Linked DNA regions of Homo sapiens: all the other regions are linked to region 1. Evidence: chromatin loops called from intact Hi-C (ENCODE). Cell type or tissue: heart right ventricle. All regions are shown on one strand.

Region 1 (8,000 bases):
GAGAATCCTTCTCTATTTTCTCTCCAAATTAAGTTTCCTGAGGAGGCTGTGTATCAACTGGATGACTCCCAGTGATCAAACCAGGAAAGTAATAGTGACACGCCTGCACCGATAGTTTCAGTGTATTTAAGAAATTCATTACGCCCTATTTTGTAATTTTTCTCCAAGCTTTATTTTGAAAACTGTCAAAGCCCCAGAAATCTGAAAAAGCAAAGCAAAACAATGAAGACTTGTATAGACTATTTATTTCAACAGTTGTGAATATTTTGTGACATCATATTTCTCTAAATAAATACCTTGACATGTAATTTAAGCAAAACATGTTTCTGAGGAGATCATATAAATTATTGTTAATCAAAATCTCAGGTAATGTAAATAGCTCTGTCAGTTTTCCATGAAGCCCTCAATCCAATTCTTATATGACACACAAGGAATGTATGGATAGATGTATGTGTCTAAATTCCTGCTGGTATGATTGTAGTCCTCAAAAAACGCTGGAGATCTGGATCAGGTAGATAATCACATACAGAGCAATCAGGAAGCAAAGCCAAGTTGATAGGATCTTTGAGATCCTTTTCAGAGCTCCTACTTCAAAGCCAGCACAATCCCTACCCTCCGAAGAGCCAATCAGTGCACTTTACGTCTCATATCTCTACCATTACTCTGTTACCTGAGCAAAGTCTGAAAACCACCACTGGAAAATTCAGAAATATAATTCTAATGACCTCACAGATAAACCTCTCCAATTATGGCAAAATCAGGTACCTCTCTGATCACAGACAGGAACTTAGAAATAACTAAAAACTAAAAAAAAAAAAAAAAAAAAAAATTACCATGATGGAAGTGACTCTGCCAACTATAATGGATGAATATTTATTCATTTCTTAGTTTGGATGGGTGACAAATTATTAGCCTTTCTTAGGCACCAACTCTTAGTCTACTCAAGTTTCTTCCATAACCTTATGACTAACCTAACTGATCATGTCACTCTCATAGTTCAAGATTAAATTTCATCTATCAGTGTTCTCCAGAGAATAAGGTTGGGACAGTGTCAACTTTTTTTGAGACTTTATTTTGTACTTTGTCAAAACATTAAATAATTTTAATTCTGCTTAAGTAAATTTTTTTTAAGAATATCTTTGAAGATCTCTAGTGAAATTATTTTATAAGTTCAAAGTACTGTTTTAGTTTTATATTTGCTACTGTAACAAATTACAACAAACCTAGTGGCCTAAAACAAGACAAATTTATTTTTTTCACTTCTGAAAGCTGTTTTTACAAAGTCACCGGGCTGACACCCATGCATGGTCAGGCCTGTACTGTCTCGGGAGGTCTTTTTCTTTGCCTTTTCTAGCTTCTACAGAAAGTGTCATACCTTGCATTCCTTGGTTCATGGCCCTTTCTCTATCTCCAAAGCCAGTAGGATCATATCTTCTCTGACTCTGCTTACATGTCCTTATGTCACATGGCCTTCTTTGCCTCTGTCAAATCTCCCTCCATCTTTACTTTATGCGAAAATTTGTGATTGCATTTAGGACCCACCCACCAAATAATCCAGGATAATCTCTTCCTTTGAAAGTCCCTAATTTAATCACATCTTCGAGGTCCACTTTATCACATAAGGTAACATTCACAGGTTCCAGGTATTAGGACCTGAACATCTTCGGGGGTCATTTTTGAGCTTACCATAAATACTCTCTTTGTGTGCCCATTTTGAGAAATTGGCTCAGTTATTACCAATAGATAAAAATGAGGCCAGTTCCAAATTCTTCATTTTTCTTCATTAAACTGCTGTGAAAAGTTTATTCTTAGACAGTTTTCTGGCAATGATAGAAGACACTGAATCAAGACTGTAAAACTGACTGAAGAATTCTGCTTTTACCTCATAAATCTTCCCCCAAATTTCCTGCTCTCCAATTATTTTTCCTCCTCTTTACATGGAATCTTTTTATGCTATATTTCTACTTAGAATACTTCTATGATAGACATTTTGGTTTCACCAATTAGCAGAGAATTTCAAATTCCTCCTCTAAACCTAGTTTGTTTATTGGTTTGCTTTCCTTTTCTTTACATGTTCATGTAATTAAGATGGCTTTAGTAGTCACAGCTTGCACAAGAAAGGTTGACTCACCTGCCCGTGTGAAAACATCTTTCAGATTTAAGAAGAGTCCCAAGGGAGCATCCCGAGTTTATTGCTCTTTGCAGGCTATAAGCTCTCCTTAAGTGATCTCAACCATTTTCATACTTTTAATTACCTTCCCTAGGCTAATAATTCCTGAATCTCTATATTTAGCCTTAGACACTGCCATGAGCTTCAATTTCACATATTTAATTGCTGGCTAGAGAAATCCATTTGACTAGCTCTCGAGACTTTCAAATTCCAAATACCCAAAATGAAACTATTTCTTTTCCCTATAAAACATGCCTCATCCCTCCTCAGCTAAAAGTGCTACCATCTATGAGACACTTCAGGAGAAACCAGGCAGTCAATTTGGATTCCTCCTTTCTCTTTAATCTGCCAGTTGGCCACCCCACCTTTATAATGAATATACAACATGTCTGCTCATGAATCTTCAACAAATATTTTTCAAGTCTCTTCTCTCTCGAATTTTTCACCACTGCCTAGCTAGACCTCTGCAACCCTTTAAAAAGGCCTACAACATTTTCATTTCCTGAAACTTTCAGTATGTTAACATACTGAAAAAAAATGCTAAGTTAGTTATCACTGTATATATATTAAATACTAAACTGAATGAACTAATGGTTTCAATGCAAGTAAAATGGTGCTATTCATGAGAAAATTATAGGGCTTATAAAAAATTCAGACTGCGTTACGGGAAATATGACTAATATTGAAATACAAGTTTAAAATTGTTTGATAATATGTTCTTTCAAAACTGTCAGTGTTTGTCTGAGATTGAATGCATACTTTCACTTGAAGATAATATTAGATGTCTATATTTGAGAGTCTCTGAATGTGAGTCCAATACCACACGGCCTTTCTGTAACTTCCTCTGTCCTGCCTCTCCTTCACTGATAGAACTGAAGCCTGATCCACCATAGTTTTCTCACTGCCTCCAAACAATGCTCCTCTCTTCCAAGGCTTGATTTACTAAATCTTAACTATCTCCCTGCCTCACTTAACAGAGTAAAGGACAATCTCAACATGGTATTTTATGCCTTCTGGGACCAGTCTGTGATAATTTGGCAAGCTCATCTTCTGTCTCTTCCTCTTCCCAAATTTTAAGTTCTAAGCCTATGAAATGTTTGCTTCTCTGAAAGACCCATACGTCTTCATACTTCCAGGCTATTGTTCATGCTGTTCCCGCTAGTCTACTGTTTATCCACCTAACTACTTCTCAGTAGTCCACCAGGCAAGAGTCATTCACTCCACATAAACTTCCCTCATGACCTTGCTGGGTGCAGTCCTTTGCAATGCAATTTGTCCAAGGCGTATCCTTGACAGTTTCCACACCTTCATGCTTGTGATATTGTGTTCTTGGTGGGCAGAAACCATGTCTTACTTATTTTTGTGACCAGATACCCTGCAGATGATCTAAGACAGGATGGAAGCAAATTGATATTTATCAAATTGAACAAAACTGAGTGAACTTGGAAGGCACTGATTTCACAACTTCTAACTTCCACAAGGTGGCAATATTTTATTCTCAATAGAGAGCAAATCACAAAAATAGGAACTTAATGCAAGGATGGTGTTCAGTATAGATATATAGGTATGTCATTATTTTAGAATATATATATATCGAATATATATATAATAATATATTGAACTCCAGTCACGTGTATGTGCCTGTGTAGAGTGAAGCTGTTCTCCCAGCTACCCATTTATACTAGTGCAAACTGTCAGCGGACAAGTTGATATTTCCTTTACAATCTTTACAAAAACATAGTTGAAAAAATATTAAATTAGTGGGCAGTGGTTAGAGTAGATCTTCCTAAATAAAAGGGACCTTGTACCCTTTTCATCCATAGTGTTATCACCCAAAGATTTTCAAAAGTAGATGTGACACTGAACTTCAATTCTTGGTATTAGTTGGGCGTGGCGGTAGTAGTAGTCCCAGCTCTTGAAAGGCTGAGGTAGGAAGAACAGCCTGGGTCAGAGTGAGATGCTGTCTCTAAAAATTTTTAATTAAAGAAAAATGTGAATTCTGATCGTTGGGATAATTCAAGTATATTCCCAACTAGTGAGACAGGAGGATGGAAAAATTTGGGGGGTTTATGAGCAAGGAGTTCTTGCCCAGTACAATATGAACCCTCTGACATTCACTGCCTACAGTATGAAAACTTGATAATAATGCTTGTCTTTAAACTATGTTGTGAAGGATTGGACATTATGCAATTTATAATACATTTAAAGTATCCAGCACAAAGAAGAAACTGAGAATCTGGTGACAATAATAACTATTAGAGACAGTAGGAGGGGTCAAGAAATGGGAATTTCATCTGGTCTTAAAGTTTAAATATTTTAAGCTGCTTTTTTTTTTACTTCAATAGACTACTTGGGTTTGGATCTGTTTCCCCCACGTTTTGATGTATGTCACCTAAGCCTCATTTTTCTCAGCTATAAAATAAACCTCTAGCAATCCATATTAGGTAGCCATAGATGAAACAAGAAACCTGCGTGTGTGTGTGGTGTGTATGTGTGTGTGCGTGTGTGTGTGTGTGTATTTAAATAAAAACATGACTACGTAGAAAAGTATCCCTTTTTAATATTCCTTAGTATTCACCTTGTCCAGTTGGTTGCTGGCTAGTCTAGCTAGCAGACTGCTTACCACTTCTATGGTTGGAACACAAAAGCATAGGGAATTGAATATCTGAACAAATAAATATCTCCCCCAATAAGTAATTAATTCCTAAAATTCCACAGTTAAAGATTCATTCTTTTGATTTAAAACCTTTGACACCTGGTAAACACATGCTTAGGCAGGTGACTCTTGAAGTCTTATTTGCATCTAAGTATGAGTGATCTTACTAGAATCCGTCCCCTTAAACAGATTTTGAAAAGAGGAGGGTGGAGGAAGTATAAAACCTCCAAAAACCTTGAGGGGGATGGATAGGGGTTTGGGGGTACACTAAGTCCATCTTTTTTTTTTTTTTTTGAGATGGAGTCTCGCTCTGTCACCCAGGCTGGAGTGCAGTGGCGCGATCTCGGCTCACTGCAAGCTCCGCCTCCCGGGTTCACGCCGTTCTCCTGCCTCAGCCTCCCCAGTAGCTGGGACTACAGGCGCCCACCACCATGCCCGGCTAATTTGTTGTATTTTTAGTAGAGACGGGGTTTCACCGTGGTCTCGATCTCTTGATCTCGTGACCCGCCCGCCTTGGCCTCCCAAAGTGCTGGGATTACAGGCGTGAGCCACCGCGCCCGGCCTCCATCATTTTATATATACCTCTCAATCATGCTGAAGTTCATTTCTAAGTACATTTATTCTAATGTTATAGATAAAATGGAGCTCAGAGAGGCCAAGTAACATCAAGTAGCAGAGATTTTATTCAGAGGGAAATATGTATGCCCAAATTATATAAAGTCATGCACCACATAAGAACGTTTTGGTCAATGACAGATGGCATATACCATGATGGCCCCACATGATTATAATAGAACTGAAAAATTCCTATGGCCTAGTGACATCATAGACCTCTTAAGGTCTTAGTACAACACATTATTCACGTGTTTGTGGTGATACTTGTGTAAACAAATCTACTGTGCTGCCAGCCATATAAAAATATAGCACATATAATTATATACAGTATATAATACTTGACGATAATAAACAACTATGTTATTGGTTTATGTATTGATTATACTATACTTTTTGTCATTATTTTGGAAGGTACTCCTACTTATATAAAAAAAAGGTTAACAGCAAAACAGCCTCAGAAGAAGGCAGTGTTATCATAGGAGGTGACTAACAGCTCCATATGTGTTATTGCCCTAAAGAACTTCCAGTGGGACAAGATATGGAGGTAGAAGGCAGTGATATTGATGATCCTGACCCTGTGTGCCTAGGCTAATGTGTGTGTTTGTGTCTTAGGTTTTAACACAAAAGCTTAAAAGTAAAAAAAAAAAAAAACTTAAATATTTTAAAAATAGTAAAAGTTTTATAGAATAAGGATAAAAGGAAAAAAGATGTTTGTGCTTTTATAAAAATATTTGTGTCTTAAGATAAATATTATTACAAAAGTCTAAATAATTTTTAAAAATTGAAAAATTAATTAATTAAAGTTATAGTTAGCTAAGGTTAATTTACTATTGAGAAATAAATTTTTTTTAAATTTCGTGTAGCCTAAGCATACAATATTTAGAAAGTCTACAGTAGCATACAGTAATATACTAAGACTTCACATTCACTTCACATTCACCAGTCACTCACTCAGAGCAACTTTTAGTCCTGTAAGGCTTCATTCATGCTAAGTGCCTTTACAGGTGTACTGTTTTACAAATATTTTATACTGTATTTTTACTGTGCGTTTTCTATGTTTAAATACACAGCTGCCTACAGTATTCAGTAGAGTAACGTGCAATACAGGTCTGTAGCGTAGGAGCACTTGGCTTTATCATATAGCTTAGGTGTATAGTAGACTAGACCCTCTAGATTTGTGTAAGTACAGTCTATGATATTCACTTGATGACAAAATTGCCTAAAGATGCATTTCTCAGAACATATTCTCATCATTAAATGATACATAATGTAGTTCCAAAGTTCATACTATGAGACCAAGGTAATACTGACTTTATCAGCACAGTTCTGTGTTAGATACTCTGCCACTCCCATTTCACATTTCCACAAGGCTGACAGGTTATGGATAATTAAAGGAAAGAAATTGTTTAACTAGGAAATCCTTGTTAAAATGGCAACCCTGGGCTCATACCTGTAATCCAAGCACTTTACAAGGCCGAGGTGGGAGGATCACTTGAGCCCAGCAGTTGACGGCCAGCCTGGGCAACATAGTGAGACCCCATTTCAAAAAAAAAAATGGCAACCCCAACTTTACAGCTCTTATGCATACATCTAGATTTCTCCACCTTATCATTCCACACATATAAATACGTTTAATATATGTAAGAAACGTGAATGTGTTTTAAATTCTAGCCTATCTTTTGGTAGTTATGAGTGTTCATAGAACATACCACAAGTAGTAGTTACTTTCTGAAATTTTCTTCCAACAAAAGTTATTTCACTTGTTATCCCAGCTGTTTTCTTTCCTCACTAACAGCAACTAAAATTTTAGGTAATGTTGTGGAGAAAGCTAAAATGATACTATAGTTTCTTTCTTTACAAAATTAAATATGGAAATTGAAAACGACCTCTGTTAATAGTTTCCAAAATTTCACTGTCCCAGCTTGACATAACTACTAGCATTTTTCAAAAGCGATGGCTCTATCATGAGGTTTTCAGCATTTTTGTCACTGTCTTGACAGATGGTAAAGTGCATTTCTACTAGCAAAAAGGACAGAAGAAAAGACATCAAAATTTTTAGTAAGCAAATAATGTTTCTTAGTGCAATGCCAGGCCAGATCTCATAAATCATCTTTAAAAATCAGCCACTTTGCTGAAATTCTACAATGACGCAGGACCTGTTCAGTCATCATGATCCCTAACACTCTTTTCTTATTTGTCTACAAATATGGTTTTCTAAATTGCTTTCTTTAGTCAACTAATCAAATAGACTATCAAACCCCTTTCTTAAGTAAAGAATTTATAGAATGTGGCAAGGGTTTTATTTATTTGTTTATTGCTTCAATTCGTTCAACAAATAATATATTACAAGCTTACTGGGCATAAGGTACTAGGAGTTTACAAATATATGTAAGGCGTGGGTCTTGGTCCCTAAAAATGTATTATATAGGAAACTTGAATATAAAAAACAACTCATGTTTAATAAACAAGTCCCCAAATAACCTTGTTGTGTTGAGCCCCACCAAGTCATATTAAGAGTCAAATGTCTACAGGGACCAGTAGGTAATAGAAATGAATGAA
Region 2 (8,000 bases), 1.7 Mb after region 1:
TATTTTTGGTTGACTTTGGTATGCTGGGAAGTCCGTACAAAGAACATAGAACAAAGATTATGGCTCTGGAAAGGAAAGGAAGGGAAGGGGAGTACTGGTCATCAGGATTCACACCAGATATACATCCCCTTACCTAATTCACATAATCTCTCCGGTTTGCTAAGAAACCAAAGTACAAAGAGGTCAAGTCCAAAGTCAAGGAGTCAAGAGTGGCAAAGGCAGGATCTGAATCCAGGTCTCTTTAGAAAAGCTTTGTCTCAGATTTAGCTTTTGTCAGAATTTTCCTCCCTGCAAGGCCCACATTTCCAGGCCTTGCCACAGATCTTCAGCTTTTAAGGGTGATGTTACTAGTTAAGTGATAACATAACAGTTAGGAGCACCGGCAGAATTGTCAATGTCTCATGCTTCCTATGGCTGAGCTACAGAGGGAAGAAATAGTCCCTTCATCATCCCTCAATTCTCGGATCCTGTGGATGAAATTGCAGCAGCTGTTGGTGGGTAAGCACTTTCTTTTCGCAAAGCCACCACCAGCTGACACTCTGGGTCCACTGCTGCTCCAGTGTCCTGCACCTTAGGAGCGCCGCCTCCCCACCACTGCTACCATGGGGCCTGCAGCAACAACCTCTCTGGCCAGCAGTACTCCCTGAAAGTGAATTCCATCCATTCAGATTCTGATGTAATAAATTATTTTCTATGCATTGGCATATTTTTATTGGAAAAAAACCACTTATTCTTCATAATTTGGGAATAGATGTTGGTTTTTAAATAAGAGAGTATTCATTGTATGACTAATTTACTTTGAATTCAATTTATGACTTAATCAGAAAATAAATGTTAATTTCCTTTATTTATGAAAGCTCACTAAAATGTAGGCATAGAAAATATTGTAATATAAACCCTTTCCAATTCAATAGGTTAATGGTGGAGATTAAGAAGATAACTCTGACCCACTATACTGGAGGGAGCAAGCAAGAAAGAGGCATTTAGGTAAAGCCATAAGCTTATGGTAATAAAGCAAGCATATGTAGTTCTGAATTTTTAATTCAGGTACTCAATTACAGTTACATGGGTAAAATTTTTTTTGCTTGAACAAACTCTAGTAGATCACTGACTGCTGCTACACCAACACGAGGGACAGAAAATAACAGATTATACAGCGAATTAAGACTTCTTCTTGCCATGGTAGTTGACTCTGAGGAAGAAAAGAAAAAAAAAAAGCTTTCCTGACTTTTCAATGAGCAAATGATGTTATAATTTGAATAAACGGATCCAGGGAATGACAATGCAACTGGTGAAAACTACAGTTGTCAAAGCCATGTGATCAAAATCAGGATTCTGTCCTTTTTCTAATGTTTCCTCATTAAAGACTTGTCAAGGAATCTAGTTTGAGAATGGCTTGCCTTTTCCCTGAAATGCTATTTATTTATTTATTTATTTATTTGAGACACAGCCTCATCCTGTCACCCAGGCTGGAGTGCAGTGGCACGATCTCAGCTTACTGCAACCTCTGCCTCCCAGGTTCAAGTGAGTCTCATGCCTCCGCCTCCCAAGTAGCTGGGATGACAGGCACTCACCATCTTGCCTGGCTAATTTTTTTATTTTTCGTAGAGAGGGGGTTTTGTCATTTTGGCCAGGCTGGTCTTGAACTCATGACCTCAAGTGATCCAGCCACCTCGGCCTCCCAAAGTGCTGGAATTACAGGTGTGAGCCACCACGTCCGGCCCTGAAATGCTTTATAATTGACATTTTGGAGAGACAGTTTTTGTAAGATTATATCATAGTCTCCCTGATGTTTCATGAACAGGTATTACGTTTGGTATAAAATATAGACAATATGGGCATGGAAATAATGGGGCCTTTGAGATATTTCTCAAATGATTCTACAAAATTTAAAAGCAGATAATTTCTCAATGTAATTCAAAATTAGAATTTTCTCTCATAACTTGGGCTTTAACATTTCTGAAAACTAACTCAATGTTGTGTTGGTTTTAGAGTAAAAACACATTTTAACAACAGCAAGAAGGAAACCCAATGTCAGCAAACTCTTTGTTGATGAAAACAACCATTGGTTATTATGACACTCAGTCACAATAACCTCATGAAGAGTGAACCAGGACTGCAAACTTGGACATGGATCTGGCCACTCAGTAGATCCTGACTCTTCTTCTACCCCTGGATTGTAGTCTACTTAATCACATTTTTTAAAAAAAAACTTCTGAAGTCAATGGTAAAGAGTCCTTTTGCTAATGGAAAACTCACTCTAGAGAGTCTATCAATGGAGGCTGGATGGTGGGTGAGTGCACAAGGCAGCCTTAAAATAGTAAGAAGAAATATGATTTGTTGCATGCCTGCCAGGCACCAGTGTTGCATTTCTACCATGTGCTCCTGTTCTAAGTGGCTTCTGTTTGTTTGTATATTATTCTTTTAATTATCAAGGTAATATCATCTCCCCTCTCTCCACCATTTTTTGTTTTGTTTTTTTTTTTTTTTACTGTGAGAGCTTAGATAACTTGCCCAAATTCAAGTTGATTTATTTGGTAGAGTCAGGAAGGTTTTGTGCTCTTTCCTAGCTAAGTTGGGAGCACTGTCATCCAGGGGAAAAAGGCCTCTCTTGGTGAGACAGAGGAGAGAAAACAGGAAGTGCTCCCCTGGTCCAAGCAGTTGCCCTGTGTCCCTATGCAGAAAGTTGAGTCCAGATTGATTGTCATATTCTGACTTCCCCTCCCCCACTGCTTTTCTTTTAAACAAGGCAGTAAATTTGTTAGTAGTTTGGCAACTGAACTCATGGGTTGGTGGAAGTAGCCACCAAATGGTGTGCCTGACTCATGCAGTGGGAAAAGCTTCTGAGGGAGACAACTGAGGTGTCTCTGGGGCTAGCAATGCTCTTACTGTGAGACTGGCCTCAAGACAATGGAGAGGCTCTCTTGTATGCTACATATATCTCTCCCCATGTACACAGTTGATTGGTCCAGTGATGGACACCTGACCAAAGGTAAGCCAATAAGATCCTTCCCTAGTATTTTTTGAGCAGTAACTAAGGTAATCTCCTGCTGGAGACAATGCTTCAGATATAAAAGGCAGGAGTTGCTGCTGGCTGCCATGTTTCTTGCCATGTAGAAGTCAGTCTCAGAGAATAAAGGCAACATTCAGAAAGAAATATGGGGTGAGATGGAGATAGTTGGTTCTGGTCATCTTTTATTCCCTAGTTCCAATTGTTTCTTAAGCCCCTGCTACACCCATTCCTGGGTACATGGTTCTCTCTAAATCAGTACATGTTGTTTCTTTAGCTTGTGACCATTGAATTCTGACCAACACAATCTCCTTCTTCAAATGAGAAATTCATTGCACTTTCAGCCTCTTAATACAAATAACCATAGATGGGCTTATTCTGTTTTAATGTAAGAACAATTGCAATTCAGCTGTCTTCTTGAAACAGTATTAGTACCAGGCAGCTGAGAAGGACTTGCAGACTTGAGGCAAAGCCTAGGTTAAACTCTTTGGAGAAGGGAAAGCACAATTTGTGGGGGATAAGGGGCAAGGGGTGAGGACTGGGGAATTTGCCATATTTAGGAAGAGGAGACCTCAGAGTAGAAAATAGTCTTGAAAGTGGGTATTGAAAGAGGACATAAGCACATTTTACTTACTTCATAATGCTATGAGGCCAATATTTTTGGGTCCATAATCAGAGACTGATCTTTTCTTGGAAAGGGAGAAGAGATATTTATTGCAGTTTTTCTAGAATATTACTTCTAAGAATTTGCTGGCTCTGAAAGAACTTGATAGATTCTGTTTCTAGTTTGTGCACATATTTTTATTTGAAAATATTTTTAGTATTACATAAATAACAAATATGAATTTTTGCTAGGCTGTCTGTGAGACAGGGGTTAGGGGCATTAAAAAACACCTTCTGGTGACCCCTTATTTAAAACATAGTGGGGTATAATTTTGGAGCAGTAAAACCTCATTATAACATACTTACAGTTGACATTTTCAGGCTGTATTGTCCATGTTTTTAAGTCCTGGAGAAAGGCCCATTAAAGCTGTGTTTCTCACATTAATTCGACATTTAACCACTTACAATACAAACCCCAGTCTTTTGGAAAATGTCATTAAAAATTTTTTTGCCATATATGGACATTATTTATTGTTTGAGCCCCATTGTCTACTTATAATATGCCCTTTATCAGACCCAAATGCCCACTTCAGAGATTTTCGTTTTGAGCAACAACTGGCTTCTTACATTATCCAATGATGCAGGAAAGTTAAATTACAGCCAGTTCATATCATAGAAACAAAATGTTTCCTGCAATTACTGATAAGGGACAGTTCATTTTCTCTCTGTCATCCTGAAAAAACCCTCCCAACAACAATTCATGCCTGGTTAAACAGGATTTCCACATCTACTGCTGACATCTTTCCAAATAATTCAGGGTTGTTATTACTGTATAGCCCTGGCAAGGCTCAAAAGCAAGCAGACTTGACGAGTCTGCTCAAAGCAGAACTTAAGTAGTTGTAATTAATAATAATTACATGCCCACTACACTCCAGTTTTATCATATTACCCATCAGTGCAAATAAAAAACCCCACACACAACACACTTGCAACAGGATTAGTGCATTAATAAAGTCACTCTGCATATGTCATCTCCCTGAAGTTGAAAATATTCATAATGCTTTCTGTTTTATTGATTTTCATGATTGCATGTCTGGTTGCAAATGTTGTTTAGATGTAATACAGCTTGGGATCAGCCTCGTTCTCTTCCAAAAACCTTCTCCCCTCCTGCCGTGACTCGGATTCGAACCGAGGTTGCTGCGGCCACAACGCAGAGTACTAACCACTATACGATCACGGCAAGCTACTGAAGAGCTGAGCACTAAGCTTTCTCTAAGAGCTATTGCAATATTAAAATTTGTGGAAACACTGCCATCTATTGCCTAAATACGTACATTTTCTTAATATTTGGAAAGAGAAGCTGTGTTCCCGTAATTTCTAATTATTTAGAGGAACAATAATAAATTCCTTGAAAATAAAATGAGCATTGTCTTCTGGGCTGATTGGGAAAGTTGTGATAGGAGAGGATTCACTGGGTTTGCTGTCCAGGAAATGGTGATGAAGGTAACAAGACTAAGAGATACCAGTCTGTTGACTCACACTTCCTATGTTTAATCAATAATGGATATGGATTTCCCACCCCAACCACCACCAAATAATGCTGCATTGAATAACATATGAGTCTGAGCCTCTTTTGTGCATCTTTTCACCACTAGCCTTATTTCCATTTGCTTAGGCAGCACAACAATAAAAAATATAGCAAGAACAAAATGGGGACTGCAGAGACTCAAAAAGACTTGCTTTTCCTACTAGGGGAAGCCAAAGTCAGTATATCCTGACTGAGGAAAGGATCCCTTTCAAACTCATTGATCCTTGAAGCTAGTTTTCTCCCCGCCAGAATAGCTATAGGCCTTAAAGCCAGAATCATCTCAGCAAGAAAAGCTTCCCAATAACATTAGTGAGCCACCACACAAAGAAACTGGAGTGTTCTATGCTAGATAAGTTTCAAGAGGAAATTGATTTTAGATTTCTTTGCTGTAAAACTTGAAGTAGTAAGTAGTCTACACAAGATATTCCAAGGGCTGAAAATCTTAAAACAAAATGCACAGGAATACCTAATCAATGGATTGTTATCAGGGTGCCTCCTTTAATTCCTCTATACAGAGAGGACCTGGGAACAGCTGGAGCTAGCTGGCACTGTATGTGGGTGGCAAGAACCTCATGCATGTATTGATTGGGTGCCCACAGCTCTAAGGCTTCTAGAAGGAGGATATCTCTGAAGAGAAAAGTTTCACATAAATGTTCACTCACTCACTCCCATCTGATCATCTATAGCCCCTTTTCTTTTTCTTCCATCTCTCACAAATACATCTTCCGTCTATGGCCACATAGAAGATTCTTGCTTGGAGTTCCTGCTCCTGAGCCATGCATGCCCTATGCAGGAACCAGGCAAGGCATTCTCTGGCCTGAAGAGGAATACATGTGGGTGAGTCTGGTGAAAGTTCACCTGTGGCAAGAGGGCAAACCAAATCTCCTGCTCGACAAAAGAGGACATAATTGTTTCCTAAAATATAATCATTCATGTACCACCTTCATAATTTTTGCTGTGGCCATGTACCAACTGAACCACAGGAGAAATAATATTTGTAAAAGATCAACTCATAGCATACAAATTGTGGAACCAGACTATCTGGATTTGAATTCTGGCTCTATCACTTACTAACTGGGGCAACTTGGGCTGCTTATTAACCTCTGTGCCTCTGTTTTCTCATCTATTAAGTGGAGATAAAAATAGCAACTACTTCATAGGATTATTATGAGGGTTAAACAGATAAGTACATGTCAACCTAAAATAGGTCTGTCACATAGTAAGCACAGTGGAAATGTTAGTTACATTACTATAATTTAAATACAAAATTTTCAAATGAAAGTTTACAACATTCCATATATTTAAAAACATAGTAACACATTCCATAAATAGAGGTCACTCTAAAACAAAATGTGAAAACAAACCAATAGAATTAAATCCTAGCAGACACTGTAAGCTCCGAGCTCAAGTTCTGCTCTGTGTTTAAAAGGAAGGTGGGCAGATCTGTTAAAACCTCATCGGCCTCAGAACCAGGCTTCTTCTGGACTCTTCCGAATGACCACAAAAGATTTGAAAAAGGAATAACTTTCTCTTCACAGATTTTAATACTATTAAATGCCACACCCATTAGGTAACTCCTTAAATTACTTCACACATTGGATCTGTCGGCTTAGGTCATACTATGTGACAATGTGCAAATCTTAGTGGCTTGGAATAAGGAAGGCTTTCCTTCCCTTGCGCTGATCCACATTTATTGCATGGCCCTGCTCTCTGTCTCCTCACTCAGGCAGCCAGGTTAAGGTAACAACCACTGTCATGAACTCTGCTCATTGCTTTGGCAAATGGAAAGAGCTCTGCAGATTCCTGAACCAGCAATGAAAATCTCTTCTTACAACTCACTGGCTAGATCTGGTTCCATGGCCTCAGCCTGTTATAAAAGTCCCAGGCAGTGCATCCCTGCCATATGCCTGGAAAGCAGAGAGCTGGAAATCTTAGGTGAACATCACTCAGGACTTCCAGCCATGCCACTAGTGGTGAATCTCAGCTTGGAGAACTCTGTGAGGCTGTGTGCCTCAAGACACACATGACTGGGGAGCAAAACCCTGACACAGAGAAGTGTTCACCAGGTAAGGCTTTCATTTGGCATCTGTATGGGCTTCTCCTTTACTTGATGTCAGTCATTGTGTGGATAGACTCTGAAAGGTTCTTGCCTGTTAGAGTGAGATGGACTTTTGAACAGTTACCAAATTTCTCCTGCACATTCACTGTCTTCTTAGGATACGCATTCAGATTTCTTCCACAGCGCCAAATACCTGTGACTCACTACAAAAGGAAAAACCCATGGGACCAAAACATGGTTTCTGATGGCATTTGCAACTTCTTGGCAACCTACCACCTGATTATTCTTTTTCTCTGATTGTGCTATATCAATAGTGACATTATTATCACTCTCCCACTAATTTATTCATGACTCACAAAGACTTGGGATCTACTATAGTTCAGTTATTTTTTCTGAATCTTAAGGATTCAGTGGAGAAGAAAACAGAAATGGATCATGATTTCACACAATTTATAGTCTAGTGACTGAGACACAGATGAATAGAGATAATATATGAGCTGGCACCCCGGAAGGAAATTTCCTTAAAAGTTTTCAAATGAGGTTGAAGTTGAGAAAGGCAGGAAGGCATTACGAGAGAGAGGGAGGAGAGAGAAAGAGACAGAGAAGAAAGTGGCCTGCTTTGTCTGGATTCCAGTTCTTTCTCCAACCCTTCTCTGTGTGTGACCTTGGACTAGTCACTTGACCTCTCTGTGTCTCTATTTCCTCATCAGAAAGGTAAGGTAAATTGGGCTAGATGAGCT
Region 3 (8,000 bases), 250 kb after region 1:
TAATGTATATAATAAATGAACAAACAAATGAGAAAAATTTTTCTAAAATCACTTAACACTATCCTAAGTAATCTCTAGGAAATAATGCAGAAGGATTATTTAGAAAATAATCAAAAGAAATATTACATAGCAAACCTACGTACTGTTGACTATAATCAGAAACAAATTTATATACTCAGATGCTTTCATTAGAAAAATGATAAAAGAAATTACTTAATTCTCCAGTTTAGACCAAAAGACTTTAAAGATTTAGGAAAAGAACAAAAGGTTGACCTGAGAAAATATTTAAAAGATAATAATAAAAGATACAAAAATTTATTTAATGTAAAATAGGAAAATAATTTACAGGTTTAATGAGAAAAAATAATTATACTAACATAAATGGAAAAATCTATTCTTAAGATTTAATTTGCATTCCTAATAATGATACTACTAAAATATGGAATAGAAAGACATTTTCTCAACATCAAAAAATGTATATTCAGAGGAAAATGACTAACATTATAAATATGATTTAGTACTAATGTTATTCCTAATAAAATAAGAAATAAGATGTGTTCCCTATATCTTTTGTAGGCAATATTGCTTTGACAATCTGATTAACAAGGCATGAAACAAAATTGAAAATCATGCATTTTTATAATTGTTCTGTATTTCTAATTTATTAATTTTTGATTGACAAATCACAATTTTGTGTGTTTATGGGGTACAATGTAATTTTTTGGTCTATAAAAAAGCAAGAATTATTGAAAGGAAGAAATATAATTATATGTAAACATTTGCATGTGATTACATAGCTAGAAAACCAAACAAATTAACAAAAATCTATTAGAACTTAAAAAATAATTTAGCAAGATAGCACAACAGAGCTTTCCAAATTTTAAAAATCTTCGATATATGACTACTTTTCATTTTCTCCTTTAAGGATGATCTCAAGGTATGGGGAGACTACAATAAGTTGCTGCTTGGCAACCCACACAAAAATTAGGAAACTGTAGTAGTTTCCTAGAGATGCTGTAACAGATTACCACAAACTTGATAACTTAAAACTCCAGGCATTTGTTGTCTCACAATTTTGAAGTCTAGAAGTTGGAAATCAAGGTATCAGCAGCTCCATGCTTTCTCTGAAGTCTCTAGGGAAGAATCCTTCCTTGCCTCTTCTACCTTCTGGTAGTTTCCAGCCATTCTTGGGCCTCCTTGGCTAAGTGCTGCATCACTCCAATTGCTGCTTTTGTCTTCACATGGCTTTCTTCTCTGTGTGTGTGTATCTTGGTGTCTCTCTTTATAAGGACACAAGTCACTGGATTTAGGACTGACCCCAGTCTAGTATGACTTCAACTTAATTACATCTGCAAAGACCCTATTTCCAAATATGGTCACATACACAGGTTGTGGGTGGATATGAATTTTGGTGGAACACTATTCAACTTGATACAAAAAATATCCCCACCTTGCTTCAATTCCATCTGTTTACACATATATCAAATCTCTTGCTTTTTGCATTTTGCCCCCAGTTTCCATCTAATCTCAACTCTCAATATGGCCAACTGTGTTTGTACTATTTACAATGGCATGGGCTGTGACTCCATGTCTGAATGGAAGTCCCATATTTACCAGGCTGGAAAAATGCAACTTTAAGAAAGAGAAGACCACTCTCATTCTTTTACCAGTGGGTTGTTCTTGTTTTGTTTTGTTTTGTTTTTCTCGTTTGACAGAGTCTTGCTCTGTTGTCCAGGCTAGAGTATAGTGTCACAATCTCAGCTCACCGCAACCTCTGCCTCCCAGGTTCAAGCGATTCTCCTGCCTCAGCATCCCAAGTAGCTGGGATTACAGGTGTGTGCCACCATGCCCAGTTAATTTTTGTATTTTTAGTATTTTTAATTTTTGAATTTTAGTAGGGGTTTCACCATGTTGGCCAGGCTGGTCTCGAACTCAGGTGAACCGCCCACTTTGGCCTCCCAAAGTGCTGGGATTACAGGTGTGAGCCACAGCACCTGGCCTACCAATGGGTCTTAATCCTTACTTAGGATCAGAATTACCTAGTGAAATTCTTAAGAACACAATTGCCTGGGCTCCCATCCTGTCCTCCCAGATTGATTCAATCAGACATAGGTGGAGCCCAAGCATTTGATTCCAATGTGTGGCCGAGTTGAAAGCTACCGCCTCGTACCTTTAACTGTATCCCCAATACACAGTGAACAGAATGATCATTTAGAAAATGTGGTCAATATGGATTCACAACAGCAAAAAAGTGCACAAATAATCAGCTAAGATTATAGGGCAGCATTGAACAAATCATTGATCTGTGACACACTATAGGGGTTGTGGATGTTAAGAAAAGGTAAGAACAAATGACAGCTTCAGTCCTAAGGAAGGTGTTTTCAATTAAGATGGAGTACAAGGGAGTAGAAAAGGAACAATACGGTCATGTTAATATGGCTGACTAATCAAACCTTTTATTTTCAGAATTTAAAAAAATAAAAAATGTTTGTTGCTAACTACATAGATAAATAGAAGAGTGCTTACCCTCTGGCAATTCAACCTAGTGAGGAAGCAGTTATGTAAAATAAAACAAAAATTAAAATGCAATATATTATATGAAAGGAACATGTAAGAATATACTACAATTTAAAATGTGCTCATCCTTTGACCCAGAAATCCCATCTAGGGAACTCTAGTCTAATAATATAGAGTTTTATGTTAGGATATTTGTAAAAGAATGTTTATGCACACATCATTATAGTAGGAAAAGAAAAGGAAAATAATAGAAAAAAAGAGATAAAACATACATGTCCACTAATAGAAGCAGGCTGAATAAATTATAAAACATTTGTTTACAGAAAGACTGAGGTATATACATGATACTTTGGTTTTAGAAAAGCAAGTTCCAACATAAAGCATACTGCATAACCATATTTTTGTAAAAAGAAAATAAAAAATCTCTACATGTTTTTAAAGTTATGTATTTATTTGTTGGAATAAAGACAGAAGAGTTTAAAACAAGTTACAAGCATTGAGTATACTGGAGAAATCTGATTGGAGGGAGTAAGAGTACAGTCCATTTACCATTTTTCGAGTATACTTATTTTGTTTTGCTTTTGACAACAGCATGTATTACATTTGTAATTTAAATATCTGATAAAATAATATAAGAAAATACATTATGATATTCTTTTATTTTTTTCTCAGTTCAAGTTTAATACAAACTACAAAAGATCAATGGGTTGATGCCCTCTACTGACACATCATACAAATCAGTGGCCTCCCCACAATACGACTCAGGCCATCCCTTCCAAAAGAAGAAAGGCTGGTCTCTCCACCCCCTGTAGGAAAGGCCTGCCTTGTAACACACCACAGTTCGGCTGAATCTGAAGTCTTGTATTTTACTCATGGAAAAAAAAAACCACAAAAGAGACTTTGTTCTCAGGGGTTCCCACTGCAGCCTGGCACTAAAACAGCCCAGCACTCACTCCTGCTTGGATAAATATTCTTTGCTCTTTTGGACATCAGTCTTGATAGTATCACTGCCAGGTTTCCAGCCAGCTGGGCACACTTCCCTATGTTTGTCAGTGAACTGGAAGGCCTGAACTAGTCTCAAAGTCTCATCCACAGAGCAGTCAACAGGGAGGTCATTTACAGTGATCTGCCGAAGAATACCCATATCATCAACGATAAAGAGGCCCCTGAATGAGATGCCTTCTTCAGCCTTTAAGATCCCATAATCCTGAGCAATGGTGCACTTCGGGTCTGAGGCCAAAGGAATGTTCCTGGGTCCCAGTCCTCCTTGTTTCTTAGGGGTGTGGATCCATGCCAGCTGACAGAAGTGAGAATCCACAGAAGCACCAATCACTTGGCAGTTGAATTTCTTAAATTCTTCTGTATCACTGAAAGCAATGTTCTCTGTGGGGCACACAAAAGTGAAGTCAAGCCGGTAAAAGAAGAATACAACATATTTCCTTTGTAGTCAGACAGGCTGATATCTTTAAACTGACTGTCTGGCATAATGGCTGTGGCTTTGAAGTTGGGGGCAGGGTGCCCAATTTTAGCGTTTCCTGAAGACATCTTCCTATCAGCAGTCCTGACACAAGCCTCTGAGAACAAACCACCAACACCAGGCAGGAAGAGGACGCTGTGATAGTTATTCTTAATGAAACATGAAAGCAATAATATTTTATGCTATATGACTTCCTATTTCAAATTAATTGGAACTGTTCTGTAGACACCAACAGAATCAAAAACTATTTTATATCAGTGTCAGCTCATAGAGACAGTAGATAATAGAAATATAAAGCACAATTTTTAAGGGAATTGCATATAAAAGGAGATGAGAACCAGGTCTGAAAACATTTTGTTTATTTTAGCAACTGGTGATTTTCATCCAAGATTGAAATTATATGGGTCTCATTGTTCTTTCTTCCAAAAGATAACGTTGCACCTGTCTTTTTATCATGACTAAACCACTAAATTTATCATTGGTGTGACCAAAATGCATTGATGAGTCAAACATGGGTGAGGTATTCAAAAGCCATAAGAGACTTGCACAATCATTCTAATAATCTTCCTTTTCCAGAAGCCTCAACCACCTCTTCAGCCCTGAGTGCCAGCAGTGGGCCAAAGAGTCTCTCTTGCCAGCATTAGGCTGAAGCAATGGAGTAGAGAGAACTCCAATTATTGTTCCATGATACAGGTTATTTATTCTTTTTGAGAGTCTGTCCCCCCAGAAAGTGCTTAATTGCATACCAATTAATATCTAACTGGCATTCTTCAAGGTGTGTCTATTTTATTAAAACATTTCAGTAACATAAATTACAATTGTCTATTCTTGCCTCTACATAATGGTGTTATATTTCATATCATTTTATAAGCTGATGTATTTACAGTGTTAAATTTGTAACAGCAAATTTTATTAATGTGGGGAAATACAGTTTAATTAATATACATTATTTCGTATACATTAGCATGACAATCATACCCCCTCAATGGAAATACATGAACACAGCCACAGCGCCCCCAGTTTTCAGACCCTCACGGGTTGATTTCTGTTGTTAGATGTTGCTGCTCTGTGTTCTCTATTGGACAGGTTCTTAAAAATCAGAAATGAAAAGTCCCACAATTAAAGCTAGGTTATATCACAATGTATTATTAAAAGACAGTGATCATTTTTTCTCTATAGTAATAATTTCTCAGTTTTTATTAGCCAAATTATATTGCCTTCTGAAAACTTCCAGAGAGTAAGCACAATAGAATATTTCTAGGAAAATGGGGAACTTTCATAAATACGGGCTTGGCTTCCAAGTTGAAGCCAAAGCCAATTTTATGAATTTAATTTTTGTTCTACAAGGTCATGAACTTACAGGAAAACCAAGGGCTAAATTTAAAGCAACATTGATCTTATATATGAATCTGGACGAAAACTATGCAAGGCAAGGCAGTTTATGCTGAATTAAGCTGTGTTTGCAAAATGTGATAAAAAGCACTGCCTATTTTGGAACCCATTTCAATGGGTGTGCACTCATGAGGGCTAAGTCAAATAAAAAAGTCTGCCCAAATTTATCTTGGGGTGAGGCTGTCAGATTTCACACAGCTTTCATTGCCAATAGCAAGCATTTCTCAGTCAGAGTGGACCATAAAGTTGCCATTTTTCAGAATTGAAGTTTACTCTTGAAGAAATTTAACATTAGAACAAAAAGCCAAATACCTATGTCTAAAACCAGCCCAAAGAATTAGCTGTTTCATATATACGATATATATATTACACACACATACATATGTACATGTATATGTTTATTTGTGTACGATAGAGATATATATTCTGTGTGTGTATATATATATGTGTGTATAAATATATAAAGAGTGAGAGAGCCAGAAAGAGATAGGCAAGAGGGAGATACACACACACACACACACACACACACACACACACACATCACTGGTTAATTATATTTGAAGACAATAAAAGGAAAAAAGTTTATAGTATTTTTTCTAGTAATATTGAGGACCAAGCCAGGCCTTTTCAGGTACATTATCTTATGAATCATACAACAATTATATGAAATAGCTATATCCTTTTATATAGCCTTTTTTTTTTTTTTAAATCGAAGACAGAGAATTTCAGGGACTTTCACAAGAAACACAGCAAAGCTGGGTTGTAAAATAAGGTACCACAACTCCAGATCCTTTCTTCTAGCTTTTAACTTTTTATAAGTCAGTGATTCTGCTCCTTAACTAAGAGGAATGGAATTATGAAAATACCAGCCTAGGCCAAGTATGCATGTTTTTGATCCACTTTAAATGAGTTAGCATTTGAATAGAACACAGGACAAAGCTTAAGGAACAAATAAACAGACAAGACGATAGTGTATATTAAAAATTCAATCAAGATACTACATAAACATTTAAAAGCAAATACCTAGGGGGAAGAACTGTGCAGAAAAGAAAAACTGAGGTATGGAAGAGACGGGCTAGACTGCTCTGTGGAAAATGTGATGATTTTGTTAAGTTAAATTTATGGCTAGTGCAGATTTAAAGAAAGAGAAATAAACAGAATAACAGCTTAATGTTACATTCGAGTAGAATTCAAGTTATCCTGTAACAATTTTAATTTAAATATAATATGCCAACCTCCACCTTTAAAGCAAAATAAAAGCATACGTAATGTCCCATTTTTCCACATAATGAAATTGTGTTCCATTATGTCACCAAATGGTTATTATGAGCCATATACATTTTACTGAAAAATAATCTGCACCTGAAAAAGGTAAAGTAGAATTTAAGGGGCTTAATAACATTTGCAGATATGTTGATTATTGGTTCACTTAAAGTAAACCTTTGAAACCCAATATTATTTCAAAGTATAGGAAAAATGTAATAGATGCCTATTTAAAAATTCCCACATAGCTATAACCCCTAATATTTTACCAATCCAAAAGCACAAAATCTTTTGAAATTACTTGGATTTGTAAAACTATCAACTTAGAGAAGGCATGTGAATGAACCCTTAGAGAAAAATGAGTTTTAAGATGAGAGAAATTAGGGCAACATTTTCCCCAACTCCCTTATAAATGAGTCTAGTATGTTACTCATACTACATTTTAATGGGAACATATTCAATAAAAAACATATAATACTAATTTTTAAAAATATTATAAACTATATAAAACTTGCAATATAAAATATTAACTTTCTGCTTGGGTTAATTACATTTTTATAAATAAAATATAAGCTATTCATAAAAATGAGAAAAATAAGGGAAAAATGAACATAACTTATGAATAAACTTATTAGTAGGAGGATGACAAGGGCTAAAACTATTTACTCCCATGCTACTTAATATGATATTAAAGTGTATACATTTCTTGGGAAAATGCATGTGGAAACATTTCATTTAAGGTAGGAAGGTAGGAGGGACTGTGGATATTTGTCCAGGGAGTGTAAAGATTCAGCTGGTGTAGGATAAGGAGGAAAATATCTGCAGAGCTGTATTGAAACATTTGAGAAGCTATGCATGCAAGAAGAATTAGGTATTTTTCCCCTGAGCTCTAAGGCAGTGGTAATCAAACTTTAAAGTACATTTAAGTGTGATGGTTAATTTTATGTGCTAACTTGCCTGCACTGAGGGATGCCCAGATAGCTGGTAAAGCATTATTTATGAATGTGTCCACTGAGGGCCACTTTCTGACTCATAGCTAGTGCCTTCTTTCTGTGTCCTCACATAGCAAAATAGGAGAGAGGTCTCTTTCTGGCCTTTTTCATAAAGGTACTAAGCCCATTCATGAGAGCTCTGCCCCTATGGCCTAATCACCTCCTAGTGGCCCTACCTTATAATACCATCATCTTGGGGGTGAGTATTACAGCATATACATTTTGAGGGGATGTAAACATACAAACCACAGCAATAGGAATCTTCACACAAGTTGTTTACAATTTTTATTTCTGGATTCCATGCCTGGACAATCTGATTCCAAAAGTAAGAGTTGACATTTTCAAAAGCAGCATCAAAG

What was found. Peaks named below come from ENCODE experiments on the same cell type or tissue, not always from the same donor. Only the 100,000 strongest peaks of a DNase experiment are listed, where the experiment ranks them.
Region 2: a loop joins it to region 1, with 4 times the contacts of the local background. A loop is called at or near these places in 4 of 110 quality-filtered maps.
Region 3: it touches region 1 in a loop (2.5-fold over the local background); 17 of 110 quality-filtered maps call a loop at or near these places.

Annotation. Positions count from the first base shown.
Region 1 is chr9:12,720,204-12,728,203 of GRCh38, forward strand. The region is part of intron 3 of LURAP1L-AS1 (LURAP1L antisense RNA 1); the gene reads right to left. Among named protein-coding and RNA genes, the nearest start is that of TYRP1, 31 kb to the left of the region's middle. In heart right ventricle, a CTCF peak has its summit at 3,642 (motif pointing right); no DNase peak of the experiment used is centred here.
Region 2 is chr9:14,429,159-14,437,158 of GRCh38, forward strand. It overlaps TRH-GTG1-6 (tRNA-His (anticodon GTG) 1-6), which reads right to left and starts at 4,853; the gene lies at 4,782-4,853. It also overlaps a transcript of NFIB not described here. In heart right ventricle, a CTCF peak has its summit at 4,924 (motif pointing left); a DNase peak (open chromatin) is centred at 4,802; H3K27ac peaks cover 5,726 bases.
Region 3 is chr9:12,969,377-12,977,376 of GRCh38, forward strand. SNORD137 (small nucleolar RNA, C/D box 137) reads right to left here and starts at 3,257; the gene lies at 3,179-3,257. It also overlaps the pseudogene PRDX1P1. In heart right ventricle, no CTCF peak of the experiment used is centred here; a DNase peak (open chromatin) is centred at 3,545; H3K27ac peaks cover 1,442 bases.